Linked DNA regions of Homo sapiens: region 2 is linked to region 1. Evidence: chromatin contacts called from ENCODE Hi-C or POLR2A ChIA-PET data. All regions are on one chromosome and are shown on one strand. The core of a region is the stretch at or near the end of the contact, and the rest is flanking DNA. Distances in the headings are between cores, read along the strand shown.

The links. Hi-C counts contacts between places; a loop is a spot of excess contacts on that map. ChIA-PET counts read pairs that join two places held with the same protein, here RNA polymerase II (POLR2A). Pooled maps may share reads with other maps.
Region 2: a loop to region 1 is called in a map of PC-3, with 7 times the contacts of the local background. The contact joins two enhancer-like sites. A Hi-C loop is called at or near these places in 4 of 168 maps with a recorded cell type or tissue (Caco-2, Calu3, PC-3 and 1 more) and 5 of 50 pooled maps. POLR2A ChIA-PET finds 5 or more read pairs at or near these places in 2 of 52 experiments (PC-9 and Panc1).

Annotation. Positions count from the first base shown.
Region 1 is chr4:142,348,961-142,354,178 of GRCh38, reverse strand. The region is part of intron 7 of INPP4B (inositol polyphosphate-4-phosphatase type II B); the gene reads left to right. Among named protein-coding and RNA genes, the nearest start is that of INPP4B, 490 kb to the left of the region's middle. Within about 2 kb of position 3,128, at least 4 of the 41 ENCODE cell types and tissues checked have a DNase peak (open chromatin) inside an H3K27ac peak, as active enhancers do; they include PC-3, where a contact is called at or near this core.
Region 2 is chr4:142,513,711-142,518,928 of GRCh38, reverse strand. All of the region lies in intron 2 of INPP4B (inositol polyphosphate-4-phosphatase type II B), which reads left to right. Among named protein-coding and RNA genes, the nearest start is that of INPP4B, 330 kb to the left of the region's middle. Within about 2 kb of position 2,053, at least 3 of the 41 ENCODE cell types and tissues checked have a DNase peak (open chromatin) inside an H3K27ac peak, as active enhancers do; they include PC-3, where a contact is called at or near this core.

The DNA.
Region 1 (5,218 bases), core at 1,879-4,378:
GGCAGATTGTGACTTTGCTATTTAGATTTGTCTGCTTAGGTGGTTTCGGCTATTGCATTTGAGATCTTTGCAGCTGACTGGTTGTATGCATTTGACTTGAATTTTTATGTGCTTGCTAGATGTTTTAGGTTTTGCTCTGTGACCTTGAACGGCATTATGTCAATTAAATCACACAGTGGGGAAATGACTTAGACCACCAAGAGTTATTGAACAAAATTTCATTTAGCATTGGGAAAAAATTGTTGAAGATAAAAACTCATAGAATTTTGGAATCAAAAACATTTTAGAAACCATTTAGTGAGGAGAGTGGGACTCACAGAACAGGGTGATCTGCCCAAAGTCACTAAGCTAGGTAATGGCATTCTGTGCAACTTTAAAATAAACAAACTCTATACTATTTGCAAATGCTATTAGAAATTAGAGAAAGATCTTGGGTGCTGTGATATTATGGGCAGTGCACCAAAAAGCCAAATATTCCTTTGTACAATATTTATCTTCAAGGACATGGACATAAGTGGCTAAGCAAAGGCAGCAATCAGATAATCCTAGATGCAGTTGTATATGCATCTGTATGTATATATGTATATGCACGTATATATACAGAGAGAGAAAGAAAAAGTAGTTTGCCAGGGCAGAGATTTAGTCTGATTGCCACCTATGGAAGGCATGGAGAGTCTGAGAAGAGAAGTTATTGCTTATGCTGACCTTTTAAAAACTTCTGAAAGCTTCAGTCCCACAAAACATGGTCCAATCAATGTCCTGGAATCTGACCAGTTGGATCATTCTCTCTTAGGGGAATGGAATTTTTTCCTCTTTTCTTGACTTAGCATTTAGAAAATCTAAGGGGAAGAGCCTAGCGCTCCCCCTAGAGGCTAATATTTATGCTTGCAACTTAGAAAGCATTGCAATATAAGGTTCTGTTTTCAAAGTCTTGAAACTTTCCTGAGGAATATATTATCACGCTCTCTATTCATTACCTGTAGACGTTTTAATAAGATGAAAGTAGACTATTCACAGCTGCGCCTCATTAATAAAAGGTTGAAGACATCGTTTTTTATAATGGACTTTTAAAAAGTACGCATTTAGTGGCTTTTTACCTTTTAATGCTTTTTACCTTTTACCTTTTATCCTCGGTGGTAGCACATTGGGCTTCTATGTTCCAAAATACAGATAATCTCTAAAGTCAAGTGACAGGAGTTTAGTTATATGGGTAGTGAGCTGAAAAAACACCACCCTATATTTCTAAGTGACTATATTTGTAACTGAATAGGCCACTTGTCATCAGCTAAAGTTTCCATGGATAACGTAGCATGTGACTTTTATAGGATATTGCCTCCTACACAACAGGCTGTATTCAGTAATAAGTACAGGCAATTCGGATGCTGTTATAATATTTACCATGAATTTCTCAAGGCAAATCCTGATAATATTCAGTTTATAAGAATGAGTGTTTACACTTTCATAGGTGTTTAATTAACAAAATGTAATTAGAGAGGTGGAAGGGTTTCTGTTTTTCTCATTTCTTACTTTGTTCTCTGTTAGTGGTGTGCCATAAACCCCCAAAAGGGAGCTGAAGTATGATCCTATTATATTAAAGTAGCAAGTGAATTTGTTAAACTCCTGGTAAGACATGTACACATATGGGTTGGGAATATTTTTGGTGTAGAAAAGTAATATATATATATGATATATATTAATTTATAATTACAAATATCATTTTCACATCATACAGAATATGATAGGTACTACAGATATAATTGTACTTTTAATCTATGTGTGTGTGTTTCAGTCTTGAGGACCTGGAAGCAAATGAGGAGAGAAGAAGGAAAGTTGATGTATTATTTTTGTAGCCTTTGTTTTCACTTTCTTTTGTTGTCTTAATACTGCCAATTGTGGAAGAAAGCCATTTGGGAAGTATTTGTGGTGCTTTCTTCAACTTGATTAGGCTTTGCTGCCAGGGCCTTCGTTGTACTATACAGGAATTCCTGTGATTTTCAGGAACACAAAGCGGTCTTTAGAAACACATTCGCTGGGCAGACAGGAGGGAAAAACACACTATTTGGCCAACCAGAGGAAGAAAGCTCATGTCTGGAAAATTTTACTGAACACCCCATCAGGAAATTCATTACTTATATTCTAAACAGCAGCTTCCGAGATCTGTTTTTATATTTATAGAATATCTGGCAGCAAGCAAATGTAAAAGAGAGCTATATTACATTTAGTATTTTGCTTTTGCTTTTTCAGTTCCACTTTTAAAACTATATAGGAAATAATGAGCTCACAAGTATTGTTTTGGCATTCTTCAATGTGCTCACATTTAACAGATCATGACCATTTATTATACTACAAGAATAACAATACATTTTAACCCCAACTCTTAATACTATTAGAAATTATTGAAATTGAAGAGCCTTGATGTGAAAATTAAGCTGGGGCTTTGTACAAAAGATCTGACTTTAATAGCCATGTTCATCTTGGCCAACTTATTTATTTTCTACGTTTCTTGACTGGATATGTAGAGCATTTAGGAGAAGAATTTTATTCAGTGTCCAAAAGGAAGTAGTTTCTATGGAAAAGGTGCTATAAATGGATTTGATAACTGAGTCCAAGTCCCAGGTTTTTCTCTTATCAAGTGATTAACAAAATGTTACCCTTTCTGAAATGGGGACAAAAATGCTTTCTCTAACAGCCCCTATAGGGTGATTGAATCAATCAGGGTCCATCAGGGAACAGAAACCACGCCAGTTATTTGAACATAGATATTAAATGTAAGTAACTGTTAACTAGATATAAGATTGTTGTTAATAAAATCAATGAAAGGGTAAAAGAGAACTACAAATAATCACAGAAGTGGCAACTGTAGGATGCAGCTTCCAGCTCTAGAGGTAGGGAATAGAGAGAAGACTTTGGAGTTATTAAAACTTAGATCTTGGAGGAAAGGACTAGTAGAGCTGAAATTTATCCCACTAATGGTGAACTTGGACAAGACCCATAGACCTGAAATTCATTCTGCAGAGGGAACATGGGTCAGGCTAGCTCTAGTATCTCTGAAAGCCATGCAATAGTACTGCAAATGTTGGAAGTATTGCAAACTGGTTTCAGCTGCTATTACAGGAAGGAGCAGCTGCTCCTTGGGCAAACAAAACAGCTAGGGTGATGCTGTTAGGAATAGCAGGCAGTCAGCTAGCCCATAGGAAAACAATATTTCTTCTTTCTTCACCAGGCTTTTCAGTTTCCATCTGGGCTCCCTGTTAGAAGAGCCTAACATAGAGCCATCAGAGTCAGGATAAACATGGTTTTGAGAGTCTCAGCCATAGCATCACAATGAAGTTTACAGAATGGACAAATAGATTTGGAGCTGAGAGATAATTTCTTGCACAGCTTTATGTAAAATGCTTTCCAATGTAGACAAAAGTAAAGTATAATTTTGCAGTGTAAAGGTAGAATTTTATTTTCATTAACATTTTTGCTCTTTTAAATCTTGGAAAATAACAGTGGCTTAGACATTCTTAAATGACTTCTGTGTTGTAAAATATCTTACCAATAGCAGGGTACTTGAAATTTACACCACACGAGGCCTTTTGGTTGAGGCTCAATGGTTTATGAATAATATACTTATTCTGCTATAGTAAAGTAAGGATTAGAACATTAATGCAGAATGAGGTAAACCTAGGGGAAGGGGAAATGTGGTGAGAATTTGAATTACATTAGTATTGGTGGTGTGTAAGGAAAACTGATGTAGGTCTTAGTTTTTTGTTTTACCAAAGAAAATAATTGGAAGAATGATCACCAAGAAGAGAGAGGTTGAATATTATGCATTATACACTCTGACTTATCTTTAAATTATCATATAGAAGTGACAACTGCAACATGGACAGCAATTATTGAAGAGAAAATGGTACAACAATGATTCGATTTCTATTTTTTTGCTCAAATAAAGCAAGGACATACAATATGTTCTTGAAGTACCATTACAAATTACATCTCTGAACACTCAGAGAAAGGCTAATAGTGCAGACTGTTCTTAATAGTGGAAAGCAACATACAATTCAAGTTCTTCAGCCTCATATCTCATGGTAATTTTCTTTCTTATGTCTTATTGCATTCTAAGCGCCGAAGAGGTAGCTTTGATTGTGGTGATAATAGTCTGTGTCCTAAAGCAAGACTATTTTTAAGGCAATAGAGTACCTTTTTAGAAAACTCTTTATCTCTGTCATACATTAAAGAGAATAAACAGATATTCAGTGGTTTGATAGTGGCAGTAATGATGGATTTTTTTTTTTTTACAACTTATCTGACAGTATTGGTTTCAGAAAGATCTGGAATTACTTGAGCATAAAATTCTTGCTTTGTCTATTTTAAAAACTATAGCTGACAAATAAGCTCATGTGTGATTCTTTGATTCTTGGGGAGGGAAAGAATCTAAAGATGTGCCTTTTATGAGAACAGCTCTTGATATTACATTCAGATAGTGATTAACATTCTTCCTTTTCACAAAATTTCTGTTTCAAAGAGAAGAGTATTTTGTGGATATATAGGAAATCTTCATAAAATATTTTATTTTCATAAATTATTGATGTCAAAAAAGGCCTGTATTTTATATTAAACTGAAACATTCTTCACCTTTGCAAGAAAATGGAAAAGCTGATCAATGAGATTCTACTTACATCTAAATCATTCTCCAGTTTCAAACTATTTGCTAAGAGAGTGGTTGGACTTTGATTCTCTTAGAGGACCACTTAGTGCTAAGCTACTATAATAAAGTAGATCTTTCTTCCTAAGCATCTAACTTACAAAGAGAGAGTACTACATGCAATACAGACAAAAATGAAGCATCCCTTTTACATTATCTTTCTTTCCACTCATTTGGAAAGTAATTCATAATATTTCTTTTATCTCTCGTATATCAGTTGTCCTTATTCTCTGGGGGGAAATAAAAAGAAGTATGCTGACAATGACCTATCTTCTGTGGTGTTAAAGTTTATACAGTATCTAAGTTAAGACAGATTGCTGATAATTGACTCAAGTTAATTTATTTTAGCTTAGATTGTAAATAAATGACCATTGCCATGATGATCTTGGCTACTAAACAGACTATGTAGCAGTATCTAATAAACAGGCAAATGTGATAGAAATTTGGAAGAGAAATAAGAAATCTCTCTTTCCAAAGGAGTGTAAAAATACTGGAAAACTAACATCTGCTCCAACACTCTTCCTC
Region 2 (5,218 bases), core at 804-3,303, 170 kb before region 1:
CAGGAGTGGCTTGGCTGAGTGATTCTAGCTTGGCAGCTCTCATAGGGTTACAGTGGAGTTGTCAGCTGGGGTTCCAGTCATCTGAAGGCTTGACCGGAGCAAGAAGGTCTGCTACCAAGCTTGCTTAATTATGTGATGGGCAGTTGACGCTGGCTCTCAGTTTCTCATCATGTGGGCCATTCCACTGAGCTACTTGAGTGTCTTTTTTACATTGCAACAGGCTCTCCTAGAGTGAATGATATGAGAGAGTAAGGTAGAAGCAACAGTGAGTTTTATAAACTAACCTTGGAAGTCATACACTCTCATTTCTGCATATCATATTGGGTATGCAGGTTAGCTCTGATCAGTGTTGGGGAGAGTTATGTGAGTGTGTGTGTAACAGAATGTGACAATCATTAGAGGAAGTCACCTTAGAGATTGGCTACCACTGGTGGGGAGGGAAAGACATAGCATGTATATAATTTTAAAGAACTGCTGTATCTTAATTATAATTCAGGGTAATGAAAATATCAATCACTAAAAATAATTTGACTGATTTCTGCTAGGTGAAGTGTCACATGCTTTTTTATATTAATGTTTGTGCTTATAAGTCACTTGTTCATGCCAATAACTGTCAATCAGGTTATGTGGATAGAACTGTCATTTTATACTGGGAAAACTCTGGTGTCACACATCAAGATGGTGCCAGAGTTATAATTAGAGGAATGATATTTAGGGTTTCTGACTTTTAATCTTTGGTCATTGCATCCTACTAGCCCAGGAGTGCCCCCAAGAGATTATTTAAATGCTAATTGCTGAAATAGATCAATATATTATGGATTCATTTCCAGCCATTGCTCTATGAAATTGTAATTCAGGAAGATGTCAACTTATTGTATCTATTCTGCTGGTACATGTTATGTGCTCCTACATTTTAAGACCTTTGTGACACATTGTGATAATGAAACAATAAGATTTATTAGTAAAGACAGTGAGTAATTTACCTCTACATACATTTCACTATAAATATCAAGATATGGTAAAAGGAAATACATCCATCAATACCAGACCTGCTGAATTTTAGCTATGAATCTGTACTTTCAATATAGAAACCAGAAGTGGAGGTGTGAAGAGCTATTAGCACTATTAAGGTATATTAGGGGAGAGGGAGGGATTGATGGCCATGTTTTTTAAAAATTGTGGCTCAGGGTATTGTTCTTACATCTCTTTCAATGGAAATAGACTCCATTCTCATCACTAGGTGGGCTGCTAAAGTAAATGGCAAGAGCAACTTAAGACGTTTTGAAGAGGAGATGTTAAGGTCAGTTTAGAAGCTCACTTTCTTTGTTTAAGGCTAAGACATATTCATAAGATGCACTGTTTCTGATGAATGGCTAATTTGATTGAAGGGAGTGCAAGGATGCACCTGGTATCTCTTTGCTCCATAGGATTACATTTCCTGGATGTATTTTACTACCCAGTTCCGGGAAGCCAACTGTCTAGTATTGTCAGCTGCGTAACATTAGATATTTTTGTATTTAATTAGGCTAAGTGTCTGATTTACAACACCTGAACCAAGGCTTCAGCATGGTCATTCAACTCAAAGAGACCAACACCCAACATGAATAACTCTGTTACTGCCCTGCTGCTTGACACTCATGGTGCTTTAATAGACCCAATGACTATTATTAGAATAAAAATACTGTTCTACTTGCAAACCTCAATTACTGGAAAAAAATTTGAAGAATAATTTTCACATATGCTTGTTGTGGGAGCAAGGAACTCCTTTTTGACTGCTGTAGAATTTATTTCCTGGGCCTGGTATGCAGAGGGTGGAAGGTGGGAATTGTGAAGGTTATGCTGCATTTTTTTTTGTCTAGTCATATGCAAACTAGATCAAGAAATTAATGCTTTGCCCAGATTCTTGGAATGGTGAGTAGGGAAAAGTTTAATAAAACAAGTATTTACAAAGATGTGGTTAGAGTTTAGGGAAAATAATAGACCGTGGTGCAATGCCTCTGTGAGTGTAACAGTAGCGAGCTGTTGCTATCTCTGGGTGATTAGGGGCAGAGGAAGGGAGAAGTACTAGAGTCCAGGGTGGACTGTGTCATTTGACAGGAGCTGTAGCTTTCAACAGAGGGATGCAGCCAACCAGTAGTAACCTGACTGGGGGAAAAAAAAAAACAAAACAGGAAAATGAATGCCCTGACCTCACTGTCCTTTCACCTCTAACTGATTCTGTCCACACAGGCTCCAGGGCACAGAGCAATGTGTGGATCCAAAGGGACAAAAGGAAGATACCAAGGACAAAAGCATACTTAAAATTGGCAGGATTAATATCTAAATGTCTTTGTTTGCCTTATTTCACTGAAACTAAACATTGTGTGTTGATCTCTGGAGCTGGATTGTCTGGGTTTGAATTCTAGCTCCAACACTGACTTTGGGCTGGTGACTTACTCTCTCTGTCCCACAACTGTGAAAGAAGATGATTATGGGGCTAAGCTGACAGGGTTGGAGTAATGAATAAATGAACCTATGTGTATAAATACTTGAACTAATGCCTGGCCCATAGTAAGCATTATACCTCTTTACTGTTATTATTAAATCCCGTATCCTGTAGTTGTTTGCTCCTGTTTAAGACAAATAATGTACATTGAATTAAGTTGGATTTCTGTTCATAGTGACTATTTTTCAGTATTCCTTTGGTATTGGGCTATATCCTGGGATTAAATATCCAGTTTGCAGTAATAGAATTGAGATCCTCAGAGTCCTCACTTTCAGCAAAAAAAGAGATCTTTTGCTGAAAACCTTCCCCTGAATATCTTCATGACAACCAAGAAATCTGGTGAATTTCTTTTCTGGAAAAGTTGACTGACTGGATTGCCCCTTTGAGAATTAAATTTTTGGATGGAAAAATTTAGTCAACTGCTCCTGCTTTCTCCAATAAATGAATCCCTTCAGGAGCAGCATTTTAAATGTGTTTATTGCACATAATGGTAGAAAAAACAAAAATGAATCTTTGACTTAGAACAATGCCTTTTCATGGGATTTATTGTCTAATTAAGCAATTTCCAATAAAACAAGCATTTAAATTTTTTCAAGAACAAACATCCATAATAATATTAAAAAGTAGAATGAGAAAATCACACTATAGTTTAGAAGGCCTGCATTCACATCACTGGCTCTGTGGTTTTCAGACTTTGGTTTTAGCCATGGAACCCTTTGAACATCATATCCTTACACATATGAATTATATGAAAGAAGGAGCCTTCTGGCTCAAGCCCACCTGATGAGCCCTGTTTCCCACTGCTCTGAGTTAACTCCAATGGCCGGGGGCTAGGTTGCTGAGGAGGACAGTGTGAAGGCTACCTTATGAGTCTCTGAATTCCCTTACACCCTTGGGTGCAGGACTTAGTCACCCCCTTGTCTTTTGGAGTCCTTTTTCAAGTGCAGAGTTCTGGACTTCAAGACAGTCTTCTCTGAAAATATTTGTGTTAGTGTGAAAAAAAAGGCATTTAATGAGGGCTTTAAGAACAGAAGGAAACACCAGAGAGAATTTAAATAAGACGATCAGCATTTCGTTTTCATGACCCACCATGATTGCATTGGAAACTTGACAAGAAGTCTGTGACCAAGAGTTAGTGGGTTTCAGGAGTTCAGGCTCCCCACATCCCATGTTAAACAATTCATCTGAGTGAAAGTTGACGAATAGCCCTTCTTAGATGACCACACACAGTCTTCCAGGCAAGAGTTTCAGGAGGCCATTCAAAGAGTAATTTGGCATAACTAAATTAAACCTTGTTTTTGCTACTACTAAGATCTTTATATACATACAATATTTAAAACAATCTCAAGGCCAGGCATGGTGGCTCATGCCTGTAATCCCAGCACTTTGGGAGGCTGAGGCATGCAGATTTCCTGAGGTCAGGAGTTTAAGACCAGCCTGGCCAACGTGGTGAAATCCCATCTCTACTAAAAACACAAAAATTAGCCAGGCATGGTGGTGGGTGCCTGTAGTCCCAGCTACTCAGGAGGCTGAGGCAGAAGAATCACTTGAACTTGGGAGGCAAAGGTTGAGGTGAGCCAGGATCGCGCCACTGCATTCCAGCCTGGGTGACAGAGTGAGACTTCGTCTCAAAAAAAAAAAAAAAAAAAAAGAAATCATGGTGTGTGCAGGGGATGGCAGTGTATACCTCTCTTTCTCACTCTTACTATTAATTTATTGGAAGCTTGTTTTTGTCAGGCTCTAAGCTGAGTTCTCTACATCATCTTTTATAAAACTAATAATATTATTATTGTGATAAGAAAATTGAAGCTGACCTAAGTAGCTTCAGTAAGATCTTACCATTAGCATCCATTCATAGCCCATGCTCTTAACTACAGCGCTAAATGCATTATACAAACTTGACAAACTTCAGCTCTACAAATTATCACAAAAAATAATAACAGCAATATAAATTTGAAATGTCAAGGATCATAGTAAATTTATGGTAAACATTTATGGCAGAAAACAAAAGACAACACAGATTTTATTCAGGATTATATGTTTCTACACCTTTGGTTGGAAGTTTAGGGAGGAATTTGGTCATAGCAGTTCTCATTGTGATTGGTGAATGATGTAACAAAGGCATTGGCTTCTAAGTGGCTTTCAAAGAAAGGATAAATTAAAGTCGAGATGGACCTGAGGAAGACCACATGAGGGCTGATGGGGAAGAGGCATTTGAAGGTTTGCTTATTCTTTTCCTGTACCTTCATGAAGATGTCTGTTTCAGGCAATTAGGAATTTTCAGGAAGGTAGCATTATTCCACTTTTCCCACATTTGCATATGCTTGAGAGTTTCATATGGCTGATTTCTACTTACCACTCCATTCTCATATCAAACATTGCCTACTTGGAGATGGACATTTGGCAAGCACTTCCCCCTTTCTCCTCTCTAGCCAGCCCCTCTCAAGATGTTGGAATCTCATGACTATTTTTCTTTCTCCAAAACAGGAATCACTATCTGAAATTACCTGGTTGATTTTTTTAAATTGTCTGTTTCTACAAAATAGAATATAAAATCCACAAAGCAGGCATCTTGTTGCTGTGGCCTAAGTGCTTGTGCTCCCCTAGAATTCATATGTTTAAATCCTAATCCCCAATGTGATGGTATTAGGCGTTGGGGGCCTTTGGAAGGTAATTTAATCATGAAGGCAAAGCCCTCCTGGATCGGATTAGTGCCCTTTTATAAAAGAGACC